Regions from separate parts of the Homo sapiens genome. Here region 1 is linked to region 2. The links are chromatin loops, found by intact Hi-C in ENCODE. Cell type or tissue: MCF 10A. All regions are shown on one strand. Links, peaks and the distances in the headings refer to the core of each region. The heading gives the core; the rest is flanking DNA. Region 1 overlaps WAKMAR2 (wound and keratinocyte migration associated lncRNA 2). Region 2 overlaps LINC02539 (long intergenic non-protein coding RNA 2539).

Region 1 (10,910 bases), core at 1,925-9,924, 100 kb after region 2:
CTTGAACCATGCTGGGCACCATGGCAAATTTTGATATTTGATATCAAATATCAAAATATTTGATATTTTTTCCTTGATGCTTTTGAAGACACCTCCTCCATAACCACGATCAGCGACCAACACTCAAAAGGCTGAGGGGAACTGAAGCCAAGTTAGGGAAACAATGTAAATGCCTGGCTGGTTAACACGTGGATATCCAAAGAGTTGTTGGGTCTTCTCACCTCTACCCTCATCTGCCGTGAGCACACAGTGCTCCACGGATATATTCAAACTTGAATCAGGCCAGGCACGGTGGCTCATGCCTGTAATCCCAGCACTTTGGGAGCCCAAGGCGGGCGGATCACAAGGACAGGAGATTGAGACCATCCTGGCTAACATGGTGAAACCCGGTCTCTACTAAAAATACAAAAAATTAGCCCCGCATGGTGGCAGGTGCCTGTAGTCCCAGCTACTCGGGAGGCTGAGGCAGGAGAATGGCGTGAACCCGGGAGGCGGAGCTTGCAGTGAGCCGAGATTGTGCCACTGCACCCCAGCCTGGGCGACAGAGCAAGACTTCGTCTCAAAAACAAAACAAAACAAAACAAAACAAAACAAAAAAACCTGAATCAATAAGTGAGGAATTTTATGAAATGCACTCTTGAAGCCAATGAAATAAGGTCATCCATAACTATAAACCAGCAGCTAAATATTACGTAAGCATGGGACTTGGACTCTATTTCATTTAGACCACCTGAAGCAGGTTCTCTTGGAACTGCAAAACAAAAGAAGAGAGAGAAAGAAAGACCACCATTGTGATGGTTTCCAGATAGGCCTAATCAAAAGGTTGAAAATTTCTACCAAGAATATTAAGTCATTACAGCAGGTACCTTTTCTAATTAAAATTGTATTCCCACTGCATGGCTGCATCCTAATAAACTGAGAGGCATCAGCTAGCTACCTTATCTTTCATACCAGCTGTAAGTATGCTGATATACATATGTATATTATATTTGTATTATGTATAATATCTATATGCTATATGTATATATAAAGTATAGCCCTTAAAAATTATTTCAAAGTCACACAATCATCTGAGTCACACAAGCACATAGAAAAAGAGATAAAGGTATGTTATGTAACTCACCTCCTGTATCCAGATAAGTCTTCAGTCAAACAAATACAATTATTTGATATTTTTTCCTTGATGCTTTTGAAGACACCTCCTCCATAACCACAATCAGGAACGGTCTGTATTTCAGCAGTCAGGAAGTTCTTTTTTTTTTTTTTTTTTTTTTTTTTTTTTCAAATAAACTGCTTATCTTAGAATGGTTTTAAAATTACAGAATTAATGTAATTAGTGCAGTAATGTAATTAGTGCAGTAATGGTACAGAGCGCTCCCTACCTAATACTGAGTTTCCCCTATTGTTAACATATTACATTAATATGGTACCTTTGTCATGACCAATGAATCAGTATTGATACATTATTTCCTCAGCTTTTCCCTAATGTCTTTTTTCCTTTTTCTTTTTTGAGATGGAGTCTCACTCTGTTGCCCAGGCTGGAGTGCAGTGGCACGATCTCGGCTCACTGCAGCCTCCACCTCCTGGGTTTAAGTGATTCTTCTGCCTCAGCCTCCCAAGTAGCTGGGATCACAGGCGCCCGCCAATACACCCAGCTAATTTTCGTATTTTTAGCAGAGATGGGGTTTCACCATCTTGGCCAGGCTGGTTTCAAACTCCTTACCTCAAGTGATCTGCTTGCCTCAGCCTCCTAAAGTGCTGGGATTACAGGTGTGAGTCACCGTGCCCTGCCCCTAATGTGCTTTTTCTATTCCAGGATTCCATGCAGGATACCACATTGTATTTAGTAGTCATGTCTCCTTAGGCTCCTCTTAGCTGTGGCAGTTTCTTAGACTTTCCTTGGCTTTGCTGACCTTGATAGTTTTGAGGATTACTGGTCAGGTATGTTGTAGAATGTCCTTCCATTGGGTTTTGTCTGATGTTTTACTCATGATTAGACTGAGTTAATGCATTTAATGGGAGGGAGACCACAGAGGCAAAGTGCCATTCTCATTATATCATATCATCAAGGGTGCACACTATCAATCGCTTGCCAATGTTAGGGAGTTGTTTTTAAGGTCAAAAGTAAATTCCTATTGTTAAAGCAGTGGTTCTCAAAGTGTGGTCCCCCAGATCAGCAGTGTCAGCATCACCTGGAACTTGTTAAAAATGCAAATTCTTGGCTTTATCACAGGCCTACTAAATCAGAAACTCTGGGGGTGGAGCCCAGTGATCTGTCTGAACAAGCCTAGGTGATTCTGATGCAGCTGAAGTTTAAGAACTGCCGTGTTCGTGGTTGTCTAACATGTTTGGCCTCAATGTATAAAAAGAGTTCTCCTCAGTGCCCATCTATTAAGCCAGTGGTTCTCAACTCTGCTGCATTTCATGAATACCCACGCCCAGGCACCATCCCCAGAGACTGATATCACTGCTTTGGGAGGGTGTCTTACTGAAAAGTTCCCAGGTGGTTCCAAGCCTAGACAGGGTTAAGGGCTCCTGCCCTGGCCCTCAGCTAAGAGAAGTCTCCCCTCTTCTACTCATGCTTTCCACCCTTGTAAGCTCTCCTTCCTTTCCCCCTTGGCCTTTGGAAGAATGGATCAATCAGTAGCCTGGTTTCTTAGAAAACATCAAAGAAGATTTAATGCTACAGAACTTCAGATTGGTAATAGCCATAAAGGTCAACTAGTTATGTGGTTTTAAAAGTTTTTTTGAGCAGACTCTTTCTTCAAAGGAAATCTTTATGGGGAAACCCAAACCAATACAGAAAAAGAGAGAAAACTGAGCTGCCCTGAGTGAAGGGGAAGGGACTTGAGGTTGCTTCTGGTCCTCCTGACACTATCTAGCCATCACTGGGCTAGTTCAGCCTTCCCAGTCAATGGTTGTCCACCTTCTCCTTGATCATTTCCAGCATCAGGGGCTCCTCCACTTACCACGCCACTTCCATTTCAGTACCAAGCATCAAAGCTTTCTTTCTTTTGAGCCCCCATTGGCTTCCCCATCACTTCCTATCACTAATACAGCTCCTTTCCTGGTGTTAAAGAAGAGAGATAGAGAGCCTTTCCCATAAAAAGCCTCTTTTTATTTCATGATTCAGGCACCCTGCTCCCTCAACAGTGGTTCTCAACTGGATTGTGCATTAGAATCAACCAATGCACTTTCAAAAGTCTCACTGCCCAGGATACACCCCAAATCAATCTGGTAGTGTCTTTTCAGGTGGACCCAGGTAGACAAGAACCACATGCAGCCTGGCTGGGGACTGAGCACCTTTGTCAGAGCCTCTCCCCTCACCCCCAGGCCAACAGGGCCACCCTCTTTCCTGATGATTGACACTACTCTGAACCTCCTCATCATTCCATCTGCTCCCTTTAGAGAATGCTCCATTATCCGTATCAAAAAGTAAGTCATAGTGGCACAATTTTCACAAACAGTTTTTATACAATGAAGGTAAAAAGTTTAAGTGCTGGGTTGATATAATACCAAATTCTTTCTTTCTCAAGTTAATTAGAATAAAAAGACACCTATTTGCTTCGTGACTCAACAATCCAACTTCTACTCCCATGTCCCCCTTCCCCTATACTGGAAAGATTGTACAAATGCTCCTACCTTTCCCGGAGCAGAAGTGTCTCACAGCTAGTATCCCTGCTCTGCCCTTGTTAAATGAGAGGTAAATGATGTGATCATTTTTTTGTGACTGCCTTAAGCAACTCCACCCAGATGGCCTGGCTGTTTGTTTGGTGAAGATTTCTCTCTCCTCTTCTGCCCCCTCTTTCTGACCCATTAGTCAGAAAATAACTGGGCTTTGCAAATGTAGGTTGTGTAAGTTGTCAGGTTCACCAGCCTCCAAATGGCCTGTCCCAAATCCTCTTAACCAGTATTTCCGGAATGAAGTTAAGATCATGCAGGCCATTAGCCAAGGAGTTTAGCTAGAGAGGGTGGGGTGAAGCACAACCCATGCTTTGAAGTATCTGAAACACTCACCAGCCAATGACAATTACTTGTCTCCACTAGGCTGAAGAACATATTTCAGTTGTTCCTATCTCCACTGAAAAACTTGCCTCCTATATATGACATGACTCATAGTCATTAAGTCCAACGTGGAACGCAAAGAGGTTACTGTTTTCCTAACCATTGTATTCGAAGTCTCAGTCAGCTCAACCAACTGCTCCAAGTTGCAGAACATGGCTGAGGTAAACATGGAATTGTGCTGAGAGTTTTGTCTTAAACTCATGCCATCCATCTTCAGTTGGACCCTCGATTCTCTCTTATAATCATTTTTCTTTTCCTTACTAAACTTGATACTCTATGCCCCACAATAGTGTTTCAGAACTTCCTTCCAAAGTTTCAGTTTTCACATCTTTAAAATAAAGATAATCATAGCATCTACTTAGTAAGGCTGTTCTCAGTATTAAATCAAAGGATAGGCGTAAAGTTCAAAACATATGACATAAGTACCTAATACATGCTGTTACTATTATTATATATGTTATTATCTATGCTAATATTATATGACATGAATAATGAAATAACAAAATAATATTTTCTACTCATCTCAAAGTTACGAAACTTTTTTAGTGTCAGCTATATGCTAGTTATCCTGTTAACATGACACTTTGATATACAGCCCCTAAGATCCCAACTCCCTTCCACTCTCTTTCCCTCATCTTATTGGCCTTCTTTCTTACTAAGATCAAGGCAAGTCCATGGAAGCCCCTCAATATTCCCCTGCATCTCAGAATTTCTCCATGTCATCAAAGTTCCTGTTTTTCTTTCCTCTTCTCTCTGAAGGCCATCTCTGCTCCACTCCACAACCCTGGCCCTTCTCACACTAAGTATGGTGCCCCAGGGAGGATTTCCCCTTCAGCCCCACCTAAGAGATCTCAGCATGCAGCCCACAAGGTTTAAAATTGAGTCTTTACTCTTGAAAAGATTAAAACAGAGTTGAGGTGCCAAAAAAAAAAAAAAGAAAAGAAAACCTACAAGATAGCTCATAACAAGTGCCAACTGAGTCATTCAGAAAAAAAAAAAAAAAGAGAAATGCCACTACCTTCAGCAAAAGGGAACCATTGAACTATCATTGAAAAAATACTGTTCCCCAGAGGGAAAAAATTAACTCCAAAAACTTTGTCATCATATTATTAATATTTTAATATCTCATCATTTTTATAAGGCAGTTTCACAAAGTTATTTCCTTTAAGCCACTTAGAGAGGTAGATTAAGGAATATTCTGCCCATTTTACAAATGAAGAAACTGAGATGCAGAGAAGGTTTAGGAGAATTCCCAACCTGGGCAGCTAGTAAGTGCTAGAGCCAGGACTTCAATGTGGGTCTTGGGAGCCCCTTCCCCCTGCCCTTTCTTGTAGGCCATATTGACTTTCTACTGGAGGACATTACCATTTGTTCATTTACCATGATGCTGGAAACTTAGCATTATGTTTTCACATCTGCCCATTACAACTCTAGGTGGTCAGTCTAATTACCTGCATTTTAGATGTAAGGATGACTTTGTGAGGAGGGGGAGCAGAGGGAGGGAGTCTGTTAAGTAAGTAGCCCAAATCCCACTGCTAAAAAGCTCTAAAGTTGGCATATAAATTCAGGGCTCATGAACCTGAATTTTATTTTTTATTTGCAAGAAATTGTATTTCCTACAAATTAAGCATTTTTTTGCCTGTGAGAGCAAAAGATAACACCAAAAAAAAAAAAAAATGAAAGCAAAGTCTAAAACAGGTGGTAGTGACAGCAGAAAAAAAAAATATATATATACACTCATGGTTAGGCAACTTGTCAGCCAAGCCTGGGCCATAAAACACGATAAAAAAAGGTTTGGTTAATAGCCAGAATTACTCAGTTATTCTCATAAATGCTAATTATTAAGTTATTTATGAAAGGAAAAGGATTTTCATTTGATTGTCCCCTGGCTTTTATTGCTCTCTGTGATAACATAAATTCCCCTTCCAGGACCCCTTCAATGATTAAGGTGCATAGCTGTGATCTATAAGCATATTCAGACCTATCACCCATATAGATCAGCTCTGACAAAACGATTTGATGGCTTATGTTTTTTTCAGATAAATTCTATTCTTTGTATTTCATTAGAATGTAGATACCTATAAAAAGTACCTTAAGTAATATGAATCTTGAGATGTTAGAAACATTTCTTCAGAAAAAAAAATACCCACCAAGGAAGTTATAAACCAACTTAAAGAATAGGTGTTCAACAAAATAAATAAACCCAAAAATACTTAATATAATGCAGGAAAGTTTATGGTAGGGACTTGATATGGCAATCTCTTTGGAATTTTAAGTATAAAATGTTTCAGTGGGTTGATTCTCAAAATTCTAAAGCATGACAATAATTTTTTACCAGGTACAATGTGCTTTTAGGAGGATTTCTTCCTTTTCTCCCCCGTTTTTATGTTCAGTCTGACCTGGTTGATGACTGTGACTCAGATGATAGACGGACTACTTGTGGTTTGAAGGGTGTTGCTTCAGAATTCTAATCTCTTTTGTCATGGACCATCCCTGGGGATTCCAAAGTATTACTAGCTGTAAAGGAACTCCCCCTCCTCAATAAACCACAGCTCCCAACAAGAAATGAGCAACTTCTGATAGTGAAAATGGGACATTTTAAAAGAATTAACTAATAGTAAAACCAAGTCAAGAAAACGCTCTCTGAAATGCATTATTTACTATATTAGGAAAAGATGCATGGAGAGAGACAAAAGTTTTACAAGAGGTAAACTGGATTAATTCTATGAAAAACTTGCTAACCAAAGACTTGTTATTATTGCTTTTCACCAATGTATTGGAAGGGCGGAAAGAGAGAATAAATTATAACTCACCTAAGGACCAATTACCTCAATTTTTGGCTCATACCCAGAGAAAACAATTATTCCTAGGAATCTCTTAATCAAATTGAAGTCCAACAAACATTTATGTGTACCTACTATGGGCCACCCTCTGTTGACAAGTATTGGGGAGTGAGTAAGGCCAGGTCTTTCCCTTGAAGAAGCTTACTATTCAGTGGAGGAGTTCATACTAAATTCACAAACCTTTGAATACTAATCAGAGTTGTTAAGTATTACTACCTGCTAGTGCTTAGCTCTGTCCTCAGAATAAATAAATGAGGGAGGATCCAGGGGCACATGAAGACCTCACACAATTCAAGTTCAATAGACTTCCTTACTACAGGCTTCCATTTGTAGTGTTGTATTTATTTTCTCTTAATCTATTGCAAGGAGAGGCATGTATTCATTTATTAATGATGCTACAAGTACAATGTGAACATCCTGGAAAATACAAATTACTTATTTGCAACCCAGAAACTTAAATTTCAAAAAGTAAGAGACTGATTGGATCAAAAAAGGGCTGAAAAATGAAAAGGCTGCTGGTCAGAATATCGGCAGAGGCTAAAGTTATAGCTAATTCAAGCAAAAGATTTCCAAGATGCTCCCTTAGCACACTGAATGCACAGAGTGAAAATAGTGTTGGAGTTTGCAGAAACAGTTTTTTTAGAAAAGGCATGATCATATATAAAATACTCAAACTTTCCAGATTCAAAATTCCCAAGTGGAAAAGAATTGGGGACTTTTTAAAGAGATTTAATGATTCAGCTTGATTATCCAACATTATTCAATTGCTATTTGACTTAGTATGTTTTGTGTTACTATAAAGGCATATCTAAGACTGGGTAATTTATTTTTTAAAAGAGATTTATTTAGCTCATGTTCTGCAGGCTGTACAAGAAGCAAGGTGCCGGCATCTGCTTAGCTTCTGGTGAGGGCTTGTGTGCTGCATCAAAATATGGTGGAAAAGACTAAAGGGCAAGTAGACACGTGCAAAGAGGGTCAAAACCCAAGGGGTGTCCTGGCTTTATAACAACCCTGCCCTCAGGAACTAATCCATTCCCCGCAGAACCAATCCAGTCTCAGGAGAGCAAGAGTTCACTCAATTCCTTGAAAACAGAACTGATATGGTTTGACTGTGTCCCTATCCAAATTTCATCTTGCATTGTAGCTCCCATAATTCTCACGTCATAGAAGGGACCGGTGGGGGGCAACTGAATCATGGGGGTGGGTCTTCCCCGTGCTGTTCTCGTGATAGTGAATAAGTCTCATGAGATCTGATAGTTTTATAAAGAGAAGTTCCTCTGCACATGCCCTCTTGCCTGCCACCATGTAAGACCTGACTTTGTTCCTCATTTACCTTCTGCCGGGATTCTGAGGCCTCTCCAGCCATGTGGAACTGTGAGCCAATTAAACTTCTTCCCTTTAGAAATTACCCAGTCTCAGGTATGTCTTTTTTTTTTTTTTTTTTTTTTTTTTTTTTTTTTTTTTTGAGATGGAGTCTCACTCTTGTTGTCCAGGCTGGAGTGCAATGGCACGATCTCTGTTCACCTCAACCCCCACCTCCCAGGTTCAAGCAATTCTCCTGCCTTGGCCTCCAGAGTAGCTAGGATTACAGGCATGTGCCACCATACTTGGCTAATTTTTTGTATTTTTAGTAGAGATTGGGTTTCTCCATGTTGGTCAAGCTGGTCTCAAACTCCCGACCTCAGGTGATCCGCCCGCCTTGGCATTCCAAACTGTTGGGATTACAGGCATGAGCCACTGCACCCGGCCTTGGGTATATCTTTATTAGCAGCATAAGAAGAGACTAATACAAGAACCAAGCCATTCACAATGGGTCTACCCCATGACATAAGCTCCTCCCACCAGGCCCCACATCTCAACACTACCACTTTGGGAATCAAATTTCGACATGAGATTTGATAGGGACAAACAAACCATATCCAAACTACAGCAGGGTTTAAAAAGCAAGCAAACAAAACAACACACACACACACACACACACACACACACATACACCATACCTGATTATGCAGTTAGGTAAAACACTCAAATCAGCAATAAAAGTCTGCAAATTTGTAAACTGCATCAAGTAGTAGCCTGTAGAGTTTGGGATTGCATTTTGTAGTTCCTTTAACTCCCTCCACAATGATGAGCAATCTTATTCGCATCACAGACATTCACATTTAGTGAATATGCCGGAAGAGAGGGAGGGAGGGAGGGAGGGAGGGAAGGAAGGGAGGCAGGAGGGAGGGAAGGAAGGAAGGAAGGAAGGAAGGAAGGAAGGAAGGAAGGAAGGAAGGAAGGCAGGCTCTATAGGCACAGATGTAGATGTAGGTATATGGGTGTGAGGATTTGCGGACTTTACCTTCTAAATTGGACATCAAGAAATTAAAATGAATGAATTTAAATTTTCTAAACTTGCTTGCTTATACGAATCACCAGAAACTATGTGTTAAATGTACTGATTTCCAGGCCTCTGTGCTGACAATTCTGATCTGAAAGAAGAGTGGAAATCTGTATTGTTAACAAGTAATCACCTCCTGGTGATCCTTGTTATCAAGCAGGTTTAGGAAATACTGAACTAACTGATTCACGTTGCTCTGTTCATAATATTTCATTTGCTTAATTAAGATCTTTTTACCATGGACATTTTCAGTGGTCCTTTCTTCAGTCCCAAACCCTATTACCCTACATTTTTTCCCTCTAGGAGTCTTATCTCTTCCCTTATAGGATGGTGATGCAGCCATATCTGCCTGAATCTCTAGACCATTTCCACCCAAGTCGTCATCATTGATAACTCTTCCATCAGAGTCCTCATGGTTCGGGTAATACATGTTCAGGTCAAAACCTTTAAAACCTTGGAGAAAGGAAATAGTTTTATCAGGAAAAGCTGAAAAAGAAAAAAAGAACAAAAACAAAAACTTGAGGAAGTGAAAACATCTGAGGCCTAAAGTCAGGGAATATACCAAAGGAACAAAACCCCAAATCTCTTGTTCACACTTCCTCCAGATGTACTTAGAAATTATTTGCACATTTCTACTTCAAAAAACGTTATTTTCTGCTTTGATCAAAGTTTTCAAGTTTTGTAGATGATATTCATGTATTTGTATCCTAACCGGCTGAGTATATGAATGTGTTACTTCCACTATACCACATGAAGAAATATACCTACTCATTCATTTTTCATTCATTCAACAATTTGCTAAATACCTACCGCATGCCGCTGTGTAATTGAACTAGTATAGTGTACAGACACTAACAAGAGATAATCCCCGTCCGTAAATAAATTACAGTTAATTGGAAAAATAGACACATAAGCAAATAACTATACATTATGCTCCAAAGTAACTATTATATTAAGATTTGTATATAAGATGTTATGAGAACATAGAAAAGCATATCCTGATTATGGAGAAGGGCGACCTTTAGGGAGGAGATGAAGGAGATGACAATTTTTTCACAGTTATCTCTTGCTAAGGTAATTTTTAATTGCATAAATTAATATAATAACATTATTAAGGGAACATTTTTTCACCACTTTGCACATTGACAGTTTTCCTTTTTCCATGTTTCCATTCAAACTTTGTCCATAAGTATGTGTATATATACATGTGTGTTAGAAAGTTTAAATCATAATATCTGTAATTATGTTTCAAAAGCTTGCATACATTTGGCTATTTGAAAACCAAAATATAGCTTCCTATAAAAATAAAATTATTAAAGGTTGTTAGGTTTCCCCAAACCTAAGCCTATTTAATACACAACACTCTATTGCTATACTATTGTAGTTGTACAGTGAGAGAGTAATTGTATTGTAATCAGAAAAATATATTGGGTTTCTAATGAATTTCTCTAATAAGAAGGAAAACAATAAAATGATTTGAAAAGATTTTTTTTTGTATTCCAGATGTTCTTCCTTGAGGTACGAATTAGTAGATAGCCATGGCTAGGTAAAGGAAGGATGTCAACCAGATGCTAGTGGATGGGCAGTTCTGTTTCCCTTTGATAGAATTCTAGTTAGGG
Region 2 (10,910 bases), core at 1,099-9,098:
CATGGTGGCAACTCTTTATTTGCCCAAACTGGAAACTCAGGGTGAAATAAACAGCTGAAAGATTGCAGATCTATACAAGGGATTAAATAGTAGAATATTGAAGTCCATTGATATCATCGATTTTAAATTGAAAAAGAATTACAAAAGAATGTGGGTTAAGAGATGGTTTAAACCTCTCCAAGCTATTTTACCGCTAGAAATGTTAACACAAAAAAATATAATAATCTGATAATGGAGGATAATCGCTGATATTTCCTGTGCCTTCCTCCAATCCTCAGGATGACACTGGAAAGTAAACTATGAATTTGGATTCAAAATAATGTGGTATGGTTGGAGAGCATCAACTTCATCAACTGGATACAATGGCTGGAGATGCTCTGAATTTTCAGTTAGCAGGGCTCAGCTGGTCTCCATGAAAATGGTAGTTCCATTGGTCACAGTGTCTACAGTGATTTCATGTAAAAATTGCATCCCATTGCCTAGCCATCTGGCAAGGATCTGATTGCTGTCCCTTGAGATTCAGGAAGTTATGATGGTAAACTCACAGCTGAACATGGCTGGAGTAGAGATGGGGGACTGAGGCCTGGTATTACACCCATCTTCCAAATGGAATGAGTCCGGTGCTGGGTCAGGTCCCAGTTGACACTCAGAGAGCATGGCAGGCTGGTCAGCGATGCGACAGCTCACGAGAGTGAAACCGCACCACACAGAAGTAACAGGGACTCTTTGAGCTCATTTCCCTTCCTTCCATTGTGCAAGGAACTTGGCAGGCACCGCTGTGTGGGCCACAGTGGACACTCAGCAAAACAGCACGCGTTTGGCTTCTAAAACTCACTCTGCCAGCTCCTGACTTATGAGGGTGGTGGCAAAAGACCTGCTCTCTCTCAGCTTCTGTATCCATATCCCTAAAATGAGGGGGTTGTGTTGTACGATGCTGAGGAATGTTAGGATCAGATAAGATGATGAGAAACTCTGTTCCTCCTCTGTGTTCCCAGACACCTTAACCAGAAACCAGGCAGTCATGGGAGATGCCTCACTCCTTGTTTCTCCCCTCCTATTATTTCTACCTCCTAAACCCATCCCTTCCTCTTCTTCCCAATTGTCCCCCCTTATGTCAGGCTGTCCTGTTGTCTCACCTGGATAAACAGATTCCCAGTGTCTCACTTCACCCTCCTTTCCTGCGTCTGCCCCATTCACTCGCACTGTCTCCTCACGCCACCATGAAATAGTGAGAATGCATTCTGTCTTTTCTCTCTGCATCACCAGTGTCAAGCACAGTCATATGGAATAAGCTCCCCTCAAAATGTTTGATGGATGAATAACTAGGTAGAGGGATGAATTAATTAAACCTTCTGTGCAAGTACCATTTTTATAAGATAGTGTCTGAATGTGAGCTGCTATTCTCTGCAGTTCAATAAGCATAAATATTTGTTATAGATTTGGCACTGTGCTAGGTACTGGAGATGTGAAGATGAGTTAGATACAGTTCCTGACATTCGATTACCACCCAGTGAGCAAGACGGGCTGTATTAGTTAGGGTTCTCTAGAGAAACAGAGCCAACAGGATAGACAGATTGATAGGTAGATAGGGATTTATTTTAAGGAATTTTCTTGTGCAATTTTGGGGGAAGGCAAGTCAAAATTTGCGGAGATCAGCAGGCTAGAGACTCAGAGAAGAACTGATGTTGCAGTTCTAGTCTGAAGACAGACCGGAGGCAGAGGTCCCCCCTCCTTAGGGGACCTCAGATTTTTTTCTTTTTTTCTTTTTAAGGCCTTCAACTGATTAGCTGAAACCCACCATCATTATGGAGACTAATCTGCTTTGCTTAGTCTGCTGATTGAACTATTAGTCATATCTAAAAAATACCTTCACAGCCATTTCTAGACTGCTATTGGCCTAACATCTGAGCACCATAGCCTAGCCAAGTTGACACACAAAAACTGTCACACAGATGATGATAACACAATGCCTGCTATTGCATTTCTGCAAAGTAAACTAGATCTTTCTTTTATGAGAAGTTCTCTATACACTTTGGCATTCCAAAGCTAACATTTGTGAACTGCTTTCTCTGTAAATGCCATGCACTCTACAGGGTGCATTCATAAGCATGGCTTCCATCCCTACAACAATCTGTGATGTGGGTATTGTTCTTGCCTTTTACAAGTGAAAGAGGTCCAAGTAACATGCATGAGGTTCCACTGCTGATAGTGTAGTGGAGCTGAGATTTGAGTCCAAGCCTCTGCACTACTCCAAGTTCAATAATCTTTGCTGTACATCATGATACTTTAAACAAACATATTTAGCTTGAAGCTTAGCTTTTCCTAAAAGAAGCACTTCTTTAGCCAGGAATACTGTAGTATCACTAGATTTTGTAACAGGAATCATTTTCCCCCCCACCAAGCCCCACCACACACATACACACAAGGATGTGAATCAGTGCTCCCAGCTCATTTCCTATTGGCTATGAAGCTGGGAGAGGACCATGATTGGCCACAATCTTATTGGGTCATATTGATTCAATAAGATGAAAAGGGAGCTTCCCAAATATCACTATTATGACTGAGTTTTTGTCACACACACTAAAAAATCTTCTCCTTAACTCCAAGCCAGACACAGACCACATAGCCGCTAGTCTTTCTCAATAGACAAGACAGAATTGTTGGCACTAGGTTTACCTGTTAACTATCTGCTCAATATATAAAGAATATTCTTCTTTAAACTTGCCAAAATTAAATAGGAAATGAACTGCAAATGAAAAATACATTGTCTCGGGAGCTCTAACTTTTAACAGGAAAGCAAAGACACATGATATGAATACATGAATACAGTAATTATTTATTAATAGCCTACTAGGCGCCAAACAATGCTGCCCTTCCAAGGAAACAAAATGAGTAGAAATAATCTCATACCTCAAGGATGCACGGAATGGGGAAAAAGAGAAGAAGTGATATTTATTGAGTGGCTTTCATATGGCGGTTATTTTATCTCATTTAATCCTAACAATCCCATGAGATAGATAGCATCATCCCTTTATACAGATGGGGAAATTTAGTCTTTGCGAAATGGAGTGACTTGCCTGAGATCACACAACTGGTAAATACTGATAACTTAAACCAGATCTCTCTCTAAATCCAGAGCTCATGAACCTTCCACTGATCACACTGCAGAGAAGATAAAACAAATATATAAACCACTATAGCTAGCATGGACATATAACACCAAGAAGGGGTCAAGTAAAGTTTGAGGAATCTGGAGATGCTATTGGAAATGGTCTTTAGAAAGAACAGATGGTATTTTTCAGGCAGAGATGAGAAAGAGCATTTCAAAGGAGAGGAAAGAGCTGGAGCGAGACTTGGAGGGAGAAGTAGAAGGGGTTTGGAGGATAAGAGTTGGAAAAGCTTTATTGGCATTTTAAAAGCAGGATGATCCTCCTAGAAGGGGTAACTAATATAGATTAGAGTAGAGCAGATTGGAAGATAAGGAGACTGGGTGGGAGATCCTTGCAAGTGTCTTAGAGAGCACCTGCAGGAATGGAAGGAAAGACAGATTTGAGAGAGATCACAGAAGAGGATTGTAGGTGATCCTGAACTGAATGATGGACCAATGAGTTCAGACTGATGCAGAAGAATGAAACCAAATGCATTGGCGGAGTAGGTGACCAGATAAAAGTCATGCAGTAGAGGTCTCAGTTAAGATGAAATGCAAAGCAGAAAGAGGGAAGGAGGGAGCCAGAAAAGGAAGGGATTTCCGAATGTGCCGTCCTGAAAGTGGAGTCGATCTGAGTTGTGACCAAGCATAAGGTGTGGCCTCCTGGGGAGTGGCTGAGACAGAGCTCATCCAAATGGAAGACACCAGAAGATTACGAATCTGGAAGTCACCAGGAAATCTGGCGGTGAATTATATGGAAAGGATGTCAGGGCCGCAGAGACTGAAACCATGAAAGAATGTGAGAAAAAAGTCTTCAGAATTAGAAGTAACTGGGCAGAGAAGGGCAGAAAGTCAAAAGTTTACATCAAATCAGAAAAAATAAGTTGTCTACAAAATGGATGATGCATTATCCTGCAATCATAGTGAGGATTTCCATTGGAAAAATTAATAATAATAGTTAGAGTCTCACTTCTCCCTTCTTAGGGGAAAATGACATATTAGGCATATTCATATAGGGTATTGCATTTTTCATATTTGCTAGCAAGGAATGTCAAGAGAGGCAACTGGTGCTATCAGATAACATTGAAATGCCTCACCCTCACATTTCCTCACCTGTCCTGTGACCCACCTAGCCTGCATAAACCCAGTGAAGAGAGAAGGATCAAAGTTGAGCAAATTCTCTTCCATTTTTGTTGAGTCAATCACTTAACTATCACAGGAACAGGCAGGCATGTTTAAGGACACCCTGCCCATCTGTATCTCTTGTGCTGTCAAGATGAACGGGCAAAGTGTTAGTTCATGTAATGTGCAAGAAGACATGCAGCCCGGGTGAATAACTTCTGATCAGCATGTAGTATAAGAGAAAAGTCTGTCCAGCATGGCACTGAGCTGCATTCCAGCCCCATGACATGGCATCAGATTTGGCAACTGGGTCAGCAATTGTGCTCCAGTTGTTGCTTCTATTATCTACAGGGTTTTGCAAGCCTGGAACTTCCACCCACCGAAAGCAGACTGCTGGAGCTTATCTGGCGTTTGTTAGTGCAGAGCTCATTGTGTTGTCATGCATTGTCTAGTTTAGGCTTGATTCCACTGTCACATAATCCAAGGGAAAATGAAGAGCTCTGTGGACTGATCTCCATTTAATTTCAATTTTTCTATTGTTAGTGCTCTGCCTGCTAGGGAATTCCAGAAAGTGTTGCTTCATAATTACAAGGTAGGTCATAGCAAAGAAATGAATGGTGTAGCTGTCAGTCATAAGGGAAGTCTGGGGAAAACAGCCCTGGTTGCTGGCAACTGACTAGATGCGTTTGCTTTGTGCTGACATTAAAATCTCATTTGGAAGCAACGTGGGAGGTCAGTGAGTCTAACTGCTCCTGCTCTCTCAGAGCAGCAGCACTGGAATATGGTCTTTTTTTTTTTTTCTTGCTCTGTCACCCAGGCTAGAGTGCAGTGGCAAAATCTCAGCTTACTGCAACCTTCACCTCCCAGGTTCCAGTAATTATCATGCCTCAGCCTCCTGAGTAGCTGGGACCACAGGTGTGTGCCACCATACCCAGCTAATTTTTGCATTTTTAGTAAAGATGGGGGTTTTGCCATTTTGGCCAGGCTAGTCTCGAACTCCTGGCCTGAAGTCATCCACCCAGCTCAGCCTCCCAAAGTGCTGGGATTACAGGCGTGAGCCACCATGCCTGGCCCTGGAATATGGTCTTTTGGGCTGAGAGACCTGGCTACCTCATAATACATACAGTTGTATTACCAAGATGGCCTTGCATTTTCTCCCCATTGGGTTTAGTTTTCATAACTATATTAAGAGCTAATATTTAGTGAGTGCCCACTATGTGCCGTGCACTGTGCTAGTTCTTTAAATACATTATCTCAAATAGTCCTCACAATAAACCAGTAAGGTAGGCACTTTTATTTCCATTTTTCCAGATGGGATAGAGTCAAGCCCCATGGAGTCAGGATTTGAACACACATCTGCAGGTCTGGAGGATGATAGAACCTATCTTGTCTTTACTCACATTCCATGCTGGTCCCCAGGGCCCCAGTGCTGTACATTCCACAATGCAATCAAGATTCATTTGGAATTCTCTGAAGTGCTCCAGCAGGCCTTGTGCAACTCGAAGGTTCTGTCAACTCCTGTCTGGGGCTGACATAAATCTACAGCTTCTTTCACAATAATACTAGTAATAACAACAGTGACAGGTTTTTCAGTAATTTGCATATGTATTCTTTTATTTTATCCTTACAAAAGTCTTATAAAATGGGTAGAACAAATAGTTTACAGTTCAGTTTGCAAATAAGAAACCAAGACTCAGGTAAGTAATTTAAATTCTCTAACTCACAGCTAGTAAACTGTGGAATCCAGGAATCAAACCCACATCTTCTAAGCTCAAAGCCAGCGGGTCTCAGAGTGTGGCAACTGAACCAGTAGCATCCAGGAATTTGTTTTAAATAAACATTCTCAGGGCCCAGTGCAGACCTAATAAATCTGAAATTCTGGGGGTGAGTCCAGCCATCCGTGTTGGAACAAGCCCTCCAGGTGACAGTGGTGCACGCTCAAGCTTGGTCTAGGCCAGTGCTTCTTCCATTGCCTGGTGCGGCGTTCACTCCACCACCTCTAGTTCTGACCCTCTGCAATGAATGAAAAGAGAAAAAAGTGAACTGGTCTAACAGAATCTTTTGTATCTGAAGTGCAATTTCATCAGTGACTTCTTAAGATTATGCCTGAGGTTTTTGGTGTTGAGAAAAAAAAGACATCTCAGCCCTAATAGAGGAGGTTAATAAAGCCCATTGAACTTCATTTATTTTCTCACAGGGAACGCAAGGGTGACAATTCTCCAAAATAGGGATTGCATTTTTTCCTACTTATAAAAAAATTTATCTCAACAACATCTCTTCTATGAAATACAACACCATCATAATCACAAATGGCTTTTTAAAGAGTTTTTTGTTTGGTTTTGTTTTGTTTTGAGACAGGATCTCGCTCTGACACACAGGTTGGAGTGCAATGGTGTGGTCAGGGCTCATTGCAACCTCAACCTCCTGGGCTTAAGCACTCCTCCTGCCTCAGCCTCTCAAGTAGCTGGGACTACAGGTGTGTGCAACCAAACCTGGCTAATTTTTTATTTTTTTGTAGAGACAGAGTCTCGCTATGTTTCCCAGGCTGGTCTTGAACTCTTGCAGTCAAGCACTCCTCCCGCTTTGGCCTCCCAAAATGCTGGGATTACGGGCATGGGCCACCGTACCTGGCTAGGAGTTTTATTTTTGATAGGATTTCGCCTGTAACATTAAATAAAGAAAATATTTTCCAATGAACTGTTTATTAAAAATTAGCAATATTTATCTAAATATTAATCTCAGATAAGCATTTAATGACTAATGGAAACTGGGGGTGGGGGACCCAAGCAAATAGCCATCAAAATCAGTAGAAATAACACTTATTTAAAATAAATATTCATTAGGGAGAAAGTGCTGCACAGAACATAGGAACGTTGTCTTTAAAGTCAAATGGCCCTGGGATCCAGCACGGCTCTGCCATTTACTTGCTACCTGTGGGACTCAGAGCAAGTCATCTATCTACCCTCATCTGGACTTTATGCATCTGAAAAATGGAATCATAACTGAACCCACTCAAAGAGTTGTCCTGAGAATTAAATGAGCTCACATATGAAAAATACTTAAAACACAGTGACCTCTGCATAGTAAGGACTCAAAGACTGTTAGCAATTATTTTTGTGTTTTAAGTGACAAATATGTGCCATGTGCATAGTAGATCAGATGCCAGGGACAGAACAATGAATAGCATGTGAAACTTGCCCTCTGATCCTTCAAGGCTCACTCTTTCACTCTATTTTACAAAGTCTGTTTCTGTTTTGGTTTATTTTTAATGTAGCACTTGGAACATATCCCGAATTTACATATAACCTGGCAGGGCTGCGCTGGCTACCAGTAAGATTTCTTTTATGAGTACTTAAGATACCATCAATGATAAGACACATTATTTCAGGTACTGTTCAAAAAGAAAAAAAAAACACTGCTAATCATAATTATAAGATGTCATTGATTGTGAAATACTCCCTAATTTCAATTCAAGAAGCAGTAGAAAAAAATTTTTGTTTTAGAATTCATGCAATGTAGTATTTTCATTTCCCATCACTGCCTAGAACCCACAAAGAAACACTCTGCCTGGGCCATGTGTATATCTGTGTTAAGGGATGGAATGGGAAGTGGCTCACAAAAAGGATATTTCATAATAGATCGGAACTGGCTTTGAAGAAACTTTCTGAGTCAGAAAACAAATAAAACATCAATGGCAGATATCCTGCATCAAGAGGACAGTATGCTTCTGGAGCTGCCGGTACACTCTATAAAAATGACTGCAGTCAGGTCCAGTAAAAGTCCACTTATTTGGCTTCTACTCTTTGCCATTCATTGTTAGGTGGAGGGCTACCAGCAAAATCACATCTATTCTCTCTAGATATTCACATACTGGTAGGAGAGGTAGACAAACAGAATGCAGAGGACGGTTTCAATGTAGAAATATGCAAAGTCTAGAAATAGTACAAGAAAAATGAGGCATTAGGGGAGGAGAGGGAGTAAGAAGTGTGGCTAAAGAAGGCTCCTTGAGAAGGCAACGCCTGAGCAGTTTTGAAAGATAACTAAGAGCTGAACAAGCATTTGGGGAAAGCAACAACACTAAAAAAAATTGTAGGTGTTATGTCTATTTCAGCTAATGTTGTTTTTCCACAACTGTAGATTGGATGCCCTACCTCGGCTAATCAGGAGAGAGCTTGTGAAACAGCTGTACAAATATCTTTCTGCCAGAACCAGTGAATCTGGAAGCTCATATGAAGTCACTCATTATTATGACACACACACACACACACATACACACACACACACAGACACAAAACAAAATGAAAAAGAACCTGGCACAGACTTGGTACTTTTTGTTTTCATAGCTTTAAACAAACAAACAAACAAACAAAAAACAGGGCATTAGGATTGAGACTTAATGAAAAGTTGAGATATCACATTTCTTTTCAATTCTTCATATTGGACTCCGCAAGAGAAATAAAGGGGCGGGGAACACATTGTAATAAGAAATAACATGCATCATGAAATTGTTAAACAAGGCTGGGCACGGTGGTTCACACCTGTAATCCCAGCACTTTGGGAGGCCAAGGCCGGCAGATCACCTGAGGTCAGGAGTTCGAGACCAGCCTGGCCAAGATGGTGAAACCCTGTCTCTACTAAAACTACAAAAATTAGCCAGGCTTGGTGTTACGTGCCTGTAGTCCCAGCTACTCTGGAGGCTGAGGCAAGAGAATTGCTTGAACCCAGGAAGCGGAAGTTGCAGTGAGCTGAGATCACACCACTGCACTCCAGCCTGGGCGACAGAGTGAGTGAGACCCAGTCAAAAAAAAAAAAAAAAAAAAAAAGAAAAGAAAAGAAAGAAAAAGAAGAAAAAGAAGGGAAGAAAGCAAGCAAGCAAGCAAATGAGCGAGCAAGAAAGGAAGAAAGAAAGAGAAATTGTTAAGACAATACAAATAAATCAAATCAGGGGGATGGAGGAGCATGTGTGATTCTTCTCAAAGGAGGGGTTTTGCAAGGAATGGTCTATATTAGCTTGTAAAGTATGTACAAAATCCATTTTTCTCTGGGCACTTGTCCAATTCTGTCTCTTTTCCACTTTCAGTCAATGCTGATGGTGTGGTAAAGCTTTTTTTATTCAGAAAGAACTCTAGTCAACCTTGACACTTTTTTTTTTTTTTTTGAGATGGAGTCTTGCTCTGTCACCGAGGCTGGAGTGCAGTGGCACGATCTCGGCTCACTGGAAACTCTGCCTCCCAGGATCACGCCATTCTCCTGCCTCAGCCTCCCGAGTAGCTGGGACTACAGGCGCCCATCACCTCGCCCGGCTAATTTTTTGTATTTTTAGTAGAGACGGGGTTTCACCGTGTTAGCCAGGATGGTCTCGATCTCCTGACCTCATGATCCGCCCGCCTTGGCCTCCCAAAGTGCTTGGATTACAGGCATGAGCCACTGTGCCCGGCCGACACTTCTAAACTTAGCAATCCATTTCCTTGACCCTATCAGTTTGTTGTCACTTCCAACCTAGGGCCCCTCAAATGGCAGAAGTAAGTTGAACACAAATTTAGTGATGTTCCTTCCTTGTTTCATTTTATAGCTGCCATTCATCAAATTGCCTTCTTCCTACATCTGCTACCTACTATACAACCTCATTGACACTCTAAACAACACACCAGATAAAACCAGTTTGTTCACAGATCATATGCCAAGGCAACCATATACCAGGCAATTCAATTTTGGACTTTCTGGAATTTCAGGGAGAATTTATCCACAAAGAGCATATGCAGAACCCAGGTTCCCTCTGAAAAAAATTCTGAATTAGTTGCAAAATTCCCATGACACATCATAATTAGGGAGAGATGGACAAGAAGATAAGAGTATGGCTCCAATCAAGGAGACTTCATCGCATATAAATATTTGCATGGCAATCATGAGATCATGCATGCAAACAGCTAGCCCAGGGCCTGCTATATAAAACCATCAAAAGCTTAGTTTACCCCGTGTGGGGCTATCTCAAAGGCATCCCACCCTAATCTGAGGTAACAAGTATTCTGGAAGAATCCAAAGCTGTGGAAGAGGAGAAACACAGAGGAAAGAGAAAGTTGTTTGATTTGTGTTGGTTTGTTTTTTATCCGAACCTGTTTCAGCATTCTTACAGGGAAAAGCCAAGCCTTACCATCTTCCTCATTATTAAACAAGCTTAGAAAGCCTGCAAAATCTTATTTTTTAGCAGACGTTGGTAGCATATACTGTGTATCAATGGAACTGAATGCTCAAGTTAGAGCATAAATAATTTTTGTACATAATTTATATGTTTCTGTAAAGCAAAAGGAATTATGTTTGCATCAGAAGCTTTTCTCACGTTATTGCCAAACTCCCTCTTTTTTCTGTCTGATGTAAGGTCACGCTGTTGCACAATTGGGAACACTGGGGTAATAACGGGAGACAGAAAGGACAGGGAACTGTGCATTTCAGTTTGTTCAAATACATTGGTAACTCATCTCTGTCTCCTCCACACTTCCTCCTGGCTCTATGGGTCATGGTAGAGGAACAATTACGTGGAAGAAATCAAATATGAATGACTGCTTTCCCCCTCCAGCTCTCTTCCCTACTTCCTCCTTGTGATGGGTTTATCACTTTTCCCTCCAGGGTTGTAAATAAAGGC

The links. Peaks named below come from ENCODE experiments on the same cell type or tissue, not always from the same donor. Only the 100,000 strongest peaks of a DNase experiment are listed, where the experiment ranks them.
Region 1: a loop joins it to region 2, with 16 times the contacts of the local background. A loop is called at or near these places in 6 of 110 quality-filtered maps.

Annotation. Positions count from the first base shown.
Region 1 is chr6:137,825,798-137,836,707 of GRCh38, forward strand. The region is part of intron 3 of WAKMAR2 (wound and keratinocyte migration associated lncRNA 2); the gene reads right to left. Among named protein-coding and RNA genes, the nearest start is that of TNFAIP3, 36 kb to the right of the region's middle. RefSeq lists enhancers at 2,205-2,334, 2,355-2,404. In MCF 10A, for the core only: no CTCF peak of the experiment used is centred there; DNase peaks (open chromatin) are centred at 4,004 and 6,514.
Region 2 is chr6:137,724,315-137,735,224 of GRCh38, forward strand. It overlaps LINC02539 (long intergenic non-protein coding RNA 2539), which reads right to left. Exons shown (of 2, transcript NR_121619.1): 2 at 5,856-6,283. Among named protein-coding and RNA genes, the nearest start is that of LINC02539, 9.3 kb to the right of the region's middle. In MCF 10A, for the core only: no CTCF peak of the experiment used is centred there; DNase peaks (open chromatin) are centred at 4,617, 5,767 and 7,907.